Regions from separate parts of the Homo sapiens genome. Here region 1 is linked to region 2. Evidence: read pairs that join two places in POLR2A ChIA-PET (ENCODE). Cell type or tissue: Panc1. All regions are shown on one strand. Each heading gives the region's core, and the rest is flanking DNA. Links, peaks and the distances in the headings are about the cores only.

Region 1 (5,381 bases), core at 60-5,059, 190 kb after region 2:
CTTGTGCCATTATTACTGCTATTTAAATTTTTTATTTCATTTGAAATACGTAAAAGAGTATTAACTAAGAACTGATTCATATATCAAGTGGGTAGATCACAGAGTTTAATTACCTATAAGCTGTCTGTCGGGGTGTTATGAACTTTAATACCCATAAAGGCTTCTACCACGCTGGGATGAAAGACGTTCACGAGTAATGACTAATTATCAACAGTGCAGCCACAATTTGCAAATTTAAAAATACATCTGAAAAACCATTTCAGGCCAGGCGTGGTGGCTCATGCCTGTAATCCCAGCACTTCAGGAGGCAGAGGCAGGCGGATCACTTGAGGTCAGGAGTTCGAGATCAGCCTAGCCAACATGGTGAAACTCTGTCTCTACCAAAAATATAAAAATTAGCTGGGCATGGTGGCGCTCGCCTGTAATCCCAGCTACTCAGGAGGCTGAGGCAGGAGAATCGCTTGAACCAGGAGGTGGAGGTTGCAGTGAGCTGAGATTGCACCACTGCACTCCAGCCTGGGCGACAGAGTGAGACTTTGTCTCAAAATAATAATAATAATAAAATAAAATAGGCTGGTGCAGTGGCTCACGCTTATAATCCCAGCACTTTGGGAGGCCGAGGCGGGTGGATTACTTGAGGACAGGAGTTCAAGACCAGCTTGGCCAACATGGTGAAACCCCGTCTCTACTAAAAATACAAAAAATTAGCTAGGCGTGGTGGCGGGTGCCTGTAATCCCAGCTACTCAGGAGGCTGAGGCAGGAGAATCACTTGAACCTGGGAGACAGAGGTTACAGTGAGCCAAGACCGTGCCACTGCACTCCAGTCTGGGCAAAAGAGCAAGCCTCTGTCTCAAAATAAACAAATAAATATAAATAAAATAAAATAAAAAATAAAAACACAAAATTAGCTGGGCGTGGTGGCATATGCCCGTAATCCCAGCTACTTGAGAGGCGGAGGCAGGAGAATCACTTGAACCCAGGAGGCAGAGGTTGCAGTGAGCCCAGATTACACCACTGCACTCCAGCCTGGGCGACAGGTGAAACCCTGTCTCAAAAAACAAACAAAGAAACAAAAAATAACAACAACAAAAACTCTTTAACACAGCCTTCAAAACGGTGGCCACTCTGTCTGTCATCTACTCATTAGCTTCCTATACATTCTTTTGGCTTTCTTCTCTAGCCACACTCCCCACTCCTTCTCCTGCCCCTTGGCATTTTTTTTTTTTTTTTTTTTTTTTTTTTAGACAGGGTCTTGCTCTGTGGCCCAGGCTGGAGTGCAGTGGTAAGATCTTGGCTCACCGCAACCTCCGCCTCCCAGGTTCAAGCGATTCTCCTGCCTCAGCCTCCCAAGTAGCTGGGACTACAGGCATGTGCCACCATTTCTTGCTAGGTTTTTTGTTGTTGTTGTTTTGTTTTGTTTTGGTAGAGATGGGGATCTCACTATGTTGTCTAGGCTGGTCTTGAGTTTTTGGCCTGAAGCAATCCTTCTGCCTCGGCCTCCCTAAGCTCTGGGATTTCAGGAATGAGCCATCAAGCCGGGCCAACGACAACATTTTTACTAGAATATATCAATGTCACTTTTAACTGCTACTATAAAATCACAACAAAAATAGCAGATAGCAATTTTTGATTGCTTAGTATGTGCTAGGCACTGTGTCAAGGGTAATGCATACAATATCTCATTTAATCCTCTGAGTATCCTTTGAAGTAGCTATTACTAAGCACATTTTACTCAGAAAAAAATGAAGGCTTAGAGATGTCATGCCAAAGTCATACAACTATTAAGTGATAGAGACAGTATAGCCAATATTCAATCCAGGTCTATCTGACTCACTCCTGAATTCCCTCTCCATCCTTTCTTAACCACAAGTACTGTATGCTAGGACTCACTAGGACATCATAAGTTATTTGAGATAATAGGTTGTTAGAGAAGGAGCACGGGCTTTGATGTTAGACCAGCTTTGAATCTGAGACCCAGCTAGGTCGGGTGTGGTGGCTCATGCCTGTAATCCCAGCACTTTGGGAGACCGAGGCAGGTGGATCACAAGGTCAGGAGTTCGAGACGAGCCTGGTTAACATGGTGAAACCCTGTCTCTACTAAAAATACAAAAAAATTAGCCAGGTGTGGTGGCAGGTGCCTGTAGTCCCAGCTACTCAGGAGGCTGAGGCAGGAGAATGGCATCAACCCGGGTGGTGGAGCTTTCAGTGAGCCAAGATCGTGCCACTGCACTCCAGCCTGGGTGACAGAGCGAGATTCCGTCTCAAAAAAAAAAAAAAAAAAAAAAAGAATTTGAGACCCAGCTCTGGCACAGAACAGCCATTGATCTTAGACAAGTTATATAAACCTCTCCCTCCACTCCTACCCCAAAACCTTAGGTTCTATATCTATAAAATGGAAATAATATCAGCCATCTTGCAAGATTGCCATAAAAATTAGGTATAATATATATAGAGTGCTTGACACATTATATGCATTCAATAAATTGCTTTTTATCATTGTCCTATACAATGACTTTATTTTTTCAGTAATTCATATATTTGGCAATATTGTGTTTTAGATTTTCCAGGATAGTCCATTCTGTGATTCAGAAACACTGTCACCAAAGATACATTTGTCAGAGTATGTATCCTTTTTTTTGTTGTTTAGAAACTAAAATTGTCTGGCCTGGCTGGTGGCTCACGCCTGTAATCCCAGCACTTTGGGAGGCCGAGGCAGGCGGATCATGAGGTCAAGAGATTGAGACCATTCTGGCTAACATGGTGAAACCCTGTCTCTACTAAAATTACAAAAACAAAATTAGCCGGGTGTGGTGGTGGGCGCCTGTAGTCCCAGCTACTTGGGAGGCTGAGACGGGAGAACGGCTTGAACCCAGGAGGCGGAGCTTGCAGTGAACCAAGGTCTCGCCACTGCACTCCAGCCTGGGCAACAGAGTGAGACTCTGTCTCAAAAAAAAAAAAAAAACCACACAAAAGAAACTAAGATTATCATACATTTCTCTTAGGCAAGTGGTAAGCCTATAAAACATACCTAATAAATCCATAATTAATAACTGAATGATTATCATACAGCATAAACAAATGCATGAAGAATCCACAGGTAATCAAAAAGATCTACTTTTTTTTTTGAGACGGAGTTGCACTCTTGTTACCCAGGCTGGAGTGCAATGGCGTGATCTCGGCTCACTGCAACCTCTGCCTCCCGGGTTCAAGCGATTCTCCTGCCTCAGCCTCCCAAGTAGCTGGGATTACAAGCATGTGCCACCATGCCCACCTAATTTTGTATTTTCAGTAGAGACGGGGTTTCACCACGTTGGTCAGGCTGGTCTTGAACTCCCGACCTCAGGTGATCCACCCGCCTCGGCGTCCCAAAGCGCTGGGATTACAGATGTGAGCCACTGTGCCTGGCCGGAAAGATCTACTTTATATGGATCAGAAAGAATAAGTAGAGTTCACCAAATTACATGAGTTTTATCTCTGATTTATTAAGTTCTGATACATAGGTACAATTTAATGTTCACAATTTAACCAAATAATGAAAAGGGAGCATCACTGTCTGCACCCTTAAATGTATAGTTACTAGTCAAAAAGTTTTGGTCACCATTTATATAAGCAAAATAAGTGAGCAAATACATTTACTAAATGATGCACAGTATATGTTCATATACACGTGGAAATTTTTAAAATTTATTTAATTGAAAAGAATAGGCCAGGTACGGTGGCTCACGCCTGTACTCTTAGCACTCTGGGAGGCCATGACAGAGTGACAGACTTGTGGCCAGGAGTTTGAGACCAGCCTGACCAACAGGGTCAGGCCGTCTCTACTAAAAATACAAAAAAAAATCAGCCAGGTTTGGTGGTGCATGCCCGTAATCCCAGCTACTTGGGTGGCTGAGGCCCAGAATCGCTTGAACCCAGGAGGTGGAAGTTGCAGTGAGCCGAGATTGTGCCACTGCACTCCAGCCTGGGTGACAGAGTGAGACCCTGTCTCAAAAAAAAAAAAAAAAAAAAGTACATATAGGATATCTAGCAGCAACAAAGCTAGTAAAAAAGATGAGTTTCTGAATCTGTGATTTTGGAACTAGTCTCCTAATGCTGACTTCAACTCTGAATTTAAAAAAAATTTCCACATGGAAGACAGAAATCTAAACAATGGCTCCCTAAATAAAGAACTACTTTATGTTTAAGCAATCTAATCTTTTTCACTGTACAGTACTTGTCAATTAATTTGATTAGGAACACTCTTGGAGATCAGCTAATTAAGTTGTTGCCCAGGTGGGAATTTCAAAGCTGCAGGGAGAGGCCTTTCCCAAACCTCTTCTAATTCCCCTGGCAGCTGTCAGTCATTAATATGTAAATATGAATCAGGTTACCAACTTGTATAAGACTTGTAGGAAACAAGACATGGGAGGTCTGTGGGGAGAGAGAAAGAAAGGGCAATTGCCAGGCTAGTAAGTCTGCAGTGGACAGCAATAGGCAGTTTGGGGAGTTGCAAAAGAACATAAGTGCCTGGAAGAATAGAAGATGCAGGCCAGGCGCGGTGGCTCACGCCTGTAATCCCAGCACTTTGGGAGGTCGAGGCGGGCAGATCACCTGAGGTTGGGAGTTTGAGACCAGCCTGACCAACATGAAGAAACCCCATCTCTACGAAAAATACAAAATTAGCTGGGCGTAGTGGCGCATGCCTGTAATTCCAGCTACAGGGGAGGCTGAGGCAGAAGAATTGCTTGAACCCAGGAGGCAGAGGTTGTAGTGAGCTGAGATCATGCCATTGCACTCCAGCCTGGGCAACAAGAGCAAAACTCCATCTCAAAAAAAAAAAAAAAAAAAAAAAAAAAAAAAAAAAAGAATGGAGGATGCAGAAAGCCACCCCAGAAAAGAGATAAAGGATTCGGGGGTGGGGGGGGGTGAGAGGGGCGAACTTCACCTATTTCACAATTTTTCAAAAACATCTGGAGTAATTTATACAGTTGATTCTAAACAGAATTCAAATGAGATAGTCAGGTCTTAAATGCCAAATACAGTTACAGGCAACAAAAGCTCTAAATAGCTAAGAAATACTTAAATAATTACCTTTTTTGGGTGGTGTTGGAAAGTTATAGGCTGAATTTCATATTGCTATGAATATGTTCTATTTACTGGCTTCCTCACAGCAGTTAAAAACCAGTAACCCACAGGATTACACAGTAGTATAATCTCAACATTCTATTAAACTTGGTCATGGCCAGGCATGGCGGCTCACGCCTATAATCCCAGCACTTTGGGAGGCCGAGGTGGGCGGATCACCTGAGGTCAGGGGCTTGAGACCAGCCTGGCCAACATGGCGAAACCCTGTCTCTACTAAAAGTACAAAAATTAGCTGGATGTGGTGGCGTGTGCCTGT
Region 2 (5,381 bases), core at 316-5,315:
CACCTTTCGTATCATCTTATTTCTTGTGTGGTATAGTTAAGTTTTATGATTTCTGGAACAAAATACTCTGCTGCCATTTCTACCTTTTATATTTATTTATTATATTTATTTATTTATTTATTTTGAGACAGAGTCTCACTCTGTGGTCCAGGCTGGAGTGCAGTGGTGTGATCTCGGCTCCCTGCAACCTCCACCTCCCAAGTTTAAGCGATTCTCCTGCCTCAGCCTCCTGAGTAGCTGGGATTACAGGCACAAGCCACCACACCCAGCTAATTTTTGTATTTTTAGTAGACACGGGGTTTCGCCATGTTCACCAGGCTGGTCTCGAACTCCTGACCTCAGGTGATATACCTGTCTCCTGAGTAGCTGGAATTACAGGCATGAGCCACCACGCCTGGCCCAATTTCTACCTTTTATAAAATTAGGTCTAGGCCGGGCATGGTGGCTCACGCCTGTCACCCCAGCACTTTGGGAGGCCAAGGCGGGCGGATCACCTAAGGTCAGGAGTGGTGGCGTGCACCTGTCATCCCAGCTACTCGGGAGGCTGAGGCAGAAGAATCACTTGAACCTGGGAGGCAGAGGTTGCAGTGAGCCGAGATTGGGCCATTGCACTCCCACCTGGGCAACCAACAAGAGCGAAACTCCGTCTCAAATAAATAAATAAAAATTAAAAAAATAAAAATTAAAAGTAAAACTAGGTCTAATTATGCCAATTTGAGAACTGCCTTTCTCTTTGCCTGGTGATTTAGTTTGTAATTAAAAAAAAATAAAGTCCCCATCAGCTCACAGGAACACATATTAAGGAGGCTTTGGGCTACATACCCAAGAATTTTGTAATTCACTCAGTAACTATCAAGTTTCAAGGGAAATATTTGAAATTCCACTATTAAGAATAAAATGAGAGAAAATGTGCCCCAATAATATACCATTAACATAAGTGCTTTTTCACATGTAAGGGAAAAATGACTACTCATTTGAATGAAAATCTGTTTCAAATTTTTCTGTAATGCCAGATAAACTACTAAATTGCTATGTATGCATAATCAAATTAGCTGTCAGAAGTCAAGAGTAAATGAAAAATGTCTAGATAAAGGGTAATCAAAGCTGCTTCCTGGTGAACATGTCTAGAGTACATGTAAGAAAATCTAGGCTGGGCGAGGTGGCTCATGCCTGTAATCCCAGCACTTTGGGAGGCTGAGGTGGGCGGATCATTTGAGGTCAGGAGTTCGAGACCAGCTTGGCCAACATGGTGAAACCCCTTCTCTACTAAAAATACAAAAATTAGCTGGGCATGGTGGTGGGTTCCTGTAATCCCAGCTACGTGGGAGGCTGAGGCAGGAGAATTGCTTGAACCTGGGAGGCGGAGATTGCAGTGAGCTGAGATCGCGCCACTGCGCTCCAGCCTGGGCAATAGAGCAAGACTCGGTCTCAAAATAAATAAATAAAATTAATAAATAAAAATACAAAAATTAGCCAGGCGTGGTGGCGCACACTTGTAATCCCAGCTACTCCAGAGGCTGAGGCATGAGAGACGCTTGAACCTGGAAGTGGAGGTTGCAGTGAGCCAAGATCACATTATTGCACTCCAGCCTGGGCGACAGGGCGAGACTGTCTCAAAAAAAAAGAAAGGAAAAGAAAATCTAATAAACTAAACGAAAAAAATAAAGTCAACTGGCATTTTTTTTTTTTTTTTTGAAACAGGGTCTTGCTCTGTCACCCAGGCTGGAGTGCAATGGCACAATCTGGCTCTCCTGGGCTCAAGTGATCCTCCTGGCTTAGCCTCCCAAGTAGCTGGGACCATAGGTCTGCGCCACCTCACCCAGCTAATTTCTGTATTTTTTGTAGAATGGGGTTTTGCCATGTTGCCTATGCTATTCTTGAACTGTGAACTCAAGCAATCCATTCACCTTGGCTTCCCAAAGTGCTGGGATTACAGGTGTTAGCCACCATGCCCAGCTGGCATTTAATTTTTTAAGAGTACTTTGCTTATCAAATTCTTGTTCTTATAACTTATTACTTGTTTCAATAATCTAAAAAAAAAAATAGGTCAATAAACCTTCTCTTGGCCAGGCATAGTGGGTCACACCTGTAATTCCATCACTTTGGGAGGCTGAGGCAGGTGGATCACTTCAGGTCAGGAGTTCGAGACCAGCTTGGCCAACACGGTGAAACCCTGTCTCTATTAAAAATACAAAAATTAGCTGGGTGTGGTGGCGGGCACCTGTAATCCCAGCTACTCAGCTACTCACGAGGCTGAGGCAGGAGAATCGCTTGAACCTGGGAGGTGGAGGTTGCAGTGAGGTGAGATTGCACTCCAGCCTGGGTGACACAGCGAGACTCCCGTCTCAAAAAAAAACAACAACAAAAAAAAACAGGAACAAATTTCTTTGTGAGCCTTTAATGATACAGGTACTGTCAACAGCAAGTATGATTTCCTTAAATACTAATAATACTGCAGACACCTCCCTGAGATACAGTAATACCTATTTACAGTTCAGCTCTTTTACATACCTTTTATTAAAACAAACAAAAAACAACCCAAACCCTGAAAGTACATCACAAAGTTATTTAAACAGCCCCCAAAAATAAGGTGCATGTGTTCAGGCATTTTGCTCTCAAGTCTTCACTCTGGGCCTATTTATTTGCTTATACATAATTATAACAAACCTGGTTTTCCAAATCCACGAGATGAAAAGCAACTATTAGCAGAAGCTGCTATAGACAAAGCATACTGATAGTAGCAAAACATAATATCTGACAGTTTACAAGTATGAAAGTCAAAAGGAGGCTCATGCTTGTAATCCCAGCACTTTGGGAGGCCAAGGTGGGCGGATCATGAGGTCAGGAGATGGAGACCATCCTGGCTAACACGGTGAAACCCCACCTCTACTAAAAATACAAAAAGTTAGCCGGGCGTGGTGGCGGACACCTGTAGTCCCAGCTACTCGGGAGACTGAGGCAGGAGAATGGCGTGAACCCAGAAGGTGGAGCTTGCAGCGAGCCAATATCGCGTCACTGCACTCCAGCCTGGGTGACAGAGGAAGACTCCATCTCCAAAAAAAAAAAAAAGTCAGAAGGAACGCTATTAAAAAGGCTTAAAAAGCCAAATTCGATCTCTCTGAGGTTTACTTAAGACCACTCATATACTTCGTGAGATCCTCAAGTCAGTATGCTAATACATTATATAATTAAAATTAATAAATGATGATCTTGAGTCTTTCATACAGTTCATTGTTTAAGTATTACATTTTAATATTAGCCTATACTTCTGGACAACACCTCCTGGTTTGCTTGGGATTGGCCTATCTCAAGCCTGTTGTCTTGGCATAATTAATAGCTCTCCCTTTCATTTTCAAAAAGTGTTCTGGTTTGGCCTGTAAATCTTATAGGATCATCCTACTGAGCCCTTATTATGTGCTAGGAACTATTCCAAGTGCTTTCAGTTATGCTCACAATCCTATGAGACGGAGTACAATCATCCCCATTTTATAGATGTAGTAACTAAGCTTCCAAGAGGTTATACGATTTGTCTAAGACTATCCAGTTACTAAGTGTTAAAGGGCTCTATGTAAACAACCAAGCAATCTAATGCCAAAGTCCTAGGACTTACCCACTATAACATAAAGTACTATCTCTTCTTAGAAAGATGGGTAGGGGAGGGATATATCCAAGTTTCTGGAAAAGGATTAAGAGACACCAGCTTTCTGTGTCTATACAATCCTCGTTTGGCACAGATTCCATAAGTTTACAATACTGAAATATTTCAGAACATCTTTGAAATATACAACTTTTTAGATTTTTATGAGCATGAGCTTTTTTAGAAAACAATCTTAGGATTGTTTTTCAAATATTCTTGAAAGATGCTACTTTAAAAATATACTAAATAGGGCCAGTGCAGTGGCTCAAGCCCATAATCCCAGCAGTTTGGGAAGCCAAGGTGGGCGGATCTCCTAAGGTCAGGAGTTCAAGACCAGCCTAGCCAACATGTTGAAACCCCATCTCTATATACACACTAAATAGGCTCAGCCCAGTGGTTCACACCTATAATCCCAGTGCTTTGGGAAGTTGAGATGGGTGGATTGCTTAAGGCCAGGAATTCAAGACTAGCCTAGACAACACAGTGAGACCCCGTCTCAACAATTTTTTTTTTTTTAAATTAGCTGGGCAGGCCGGGCATGGTGGCTCATGCCTGTAATCCCAGCACTTTGGGAGGCTGAGGCAGGCAGATCACCTGAGGTCAGGAGTTTGAGACCAGCCTGGCCAACATGGTGAAATCCCATCTGTATTAAAAATACAAAAATTAGCCAGGTGTGGTGGCATATGCCTGTAGTCCCAGCTATTCGGGAGGCTGAGGCAGGAGAATTGCTTGAACCCAGGAGGCAGAGGTTGCAGTGAGCCGAGATCACACCACCGCCCTCCAGCGTGGGTGATACAGTGAGACTTTGTCTCAAAAAAAAAAAAAAAAAAAAAATTAGCTGGGCATGGTGGTGTATGTCTATAATCCCAGCTGCTCAGGAGCTTGAGGTGGGAGGATCACTTGAGCCCAGGAGTTCAAGGTTATATTGAGCTATGATTGTGCCACTGCACAGCAGCCTGGGCAATAGAGTGAAACCCTGTCCAAAAAAGAAGAAAAAAATGTGTGTGTATGTGTGTATATATACATATATATATACATATATATATGTACACACACGGAAGTTACAAAAATAGAGGTTCAATGATCTGTAATACATCTTTTAACAAAAACATTTAATATTTATCTACTTACATACAGTAATTAAGAATGAATAGTTTAAACAGATTATTGCATTTACATAGCATTTTCCTGTTTTCAAAAACCATTTCCATATTTAGTACTCAGGAAACATGGTAAACAGATATTACCGTTCCCATACTATGGGTTAAAAAACTGAGATTTAGAGATTTAATTTGCCAAATTGCATTATGAGAGGAAATTTAAGTGGAGGGATGATTCCTCTACTTCTACATGGAAATAAAGCAATTAGTTGGATGTTCCAGAGCAAAAGAAAAGCCTCAGACTTCTTTATGGGCTGAAAGGAGACAGAACATCCATAAACTCATGCTGTCTTCAAAAGCAGTATTTGAGCTTTTGAAGTGGTGGCTCATGCATGCAATCCTAGCACTTTTGGGAGGCGGAGGTCAGAGGACAGCTTGAGCCCAGGAGTTGGAGATCAGCCTAGGCAACATGGCCAAACTCAGTCTCTACAAAAGAGATACAAAAAAAAAAAAAAAAAAAATTAGGCATGGTGGTGCATGCCTGTAGTCCCAGCTACTTGGGAGGCTGAGGTGGGAGGATCATCTGAGCTGGGAAGGTTGAGTTTGAAGTGAGCTGAAATTTTGACACTGCACTCCAGCCTGGG

What was found. Peaks named below come from ENCODE experiments on the same cell type or tissue, not always from the same donor. Only the 100,000 strongest peaks of a DNase experiment are listed, where the experiment ranks them.
Region 1: POLR2A ChIA-PET joins it to region 2 with 5 read pairs; 3 of 35 experiments call an interaction of 5 or more read pairs at or near these places.

Annotation. Positions count from the first base shown.
Region 1 is chr14:34,896,729-34,902,109 of GRCh38, forward strand. No RefSeq gene overlaps it. Among named protein-coding and RNA genes, the nearest start is that of BAZ1A, 24 kb to the left of the region's middle. In Panc1, for the core only: no CTCF peak of the experiment used is centred there; no DNase peak of the experiment used is centred there.
Region 2 is chr14:34,704,385-34,709,765 of GRCh38, forward strand. It overlaps CFL2 (cofilin 2), which reads right to left. Exons shown (of 4, transcript NM_138638.5): 4 at 4,729-5,381. Among named protein-coding and RNA genes, the nearest start is that of CFL2, 7.5 kb to the right of the region's middle. In Panc1, for the core only: no CTCF peak of the experiment used is centred there; no DNase peak of the experiment used is centred there; H3K27ac peaks cover 1,752 bases.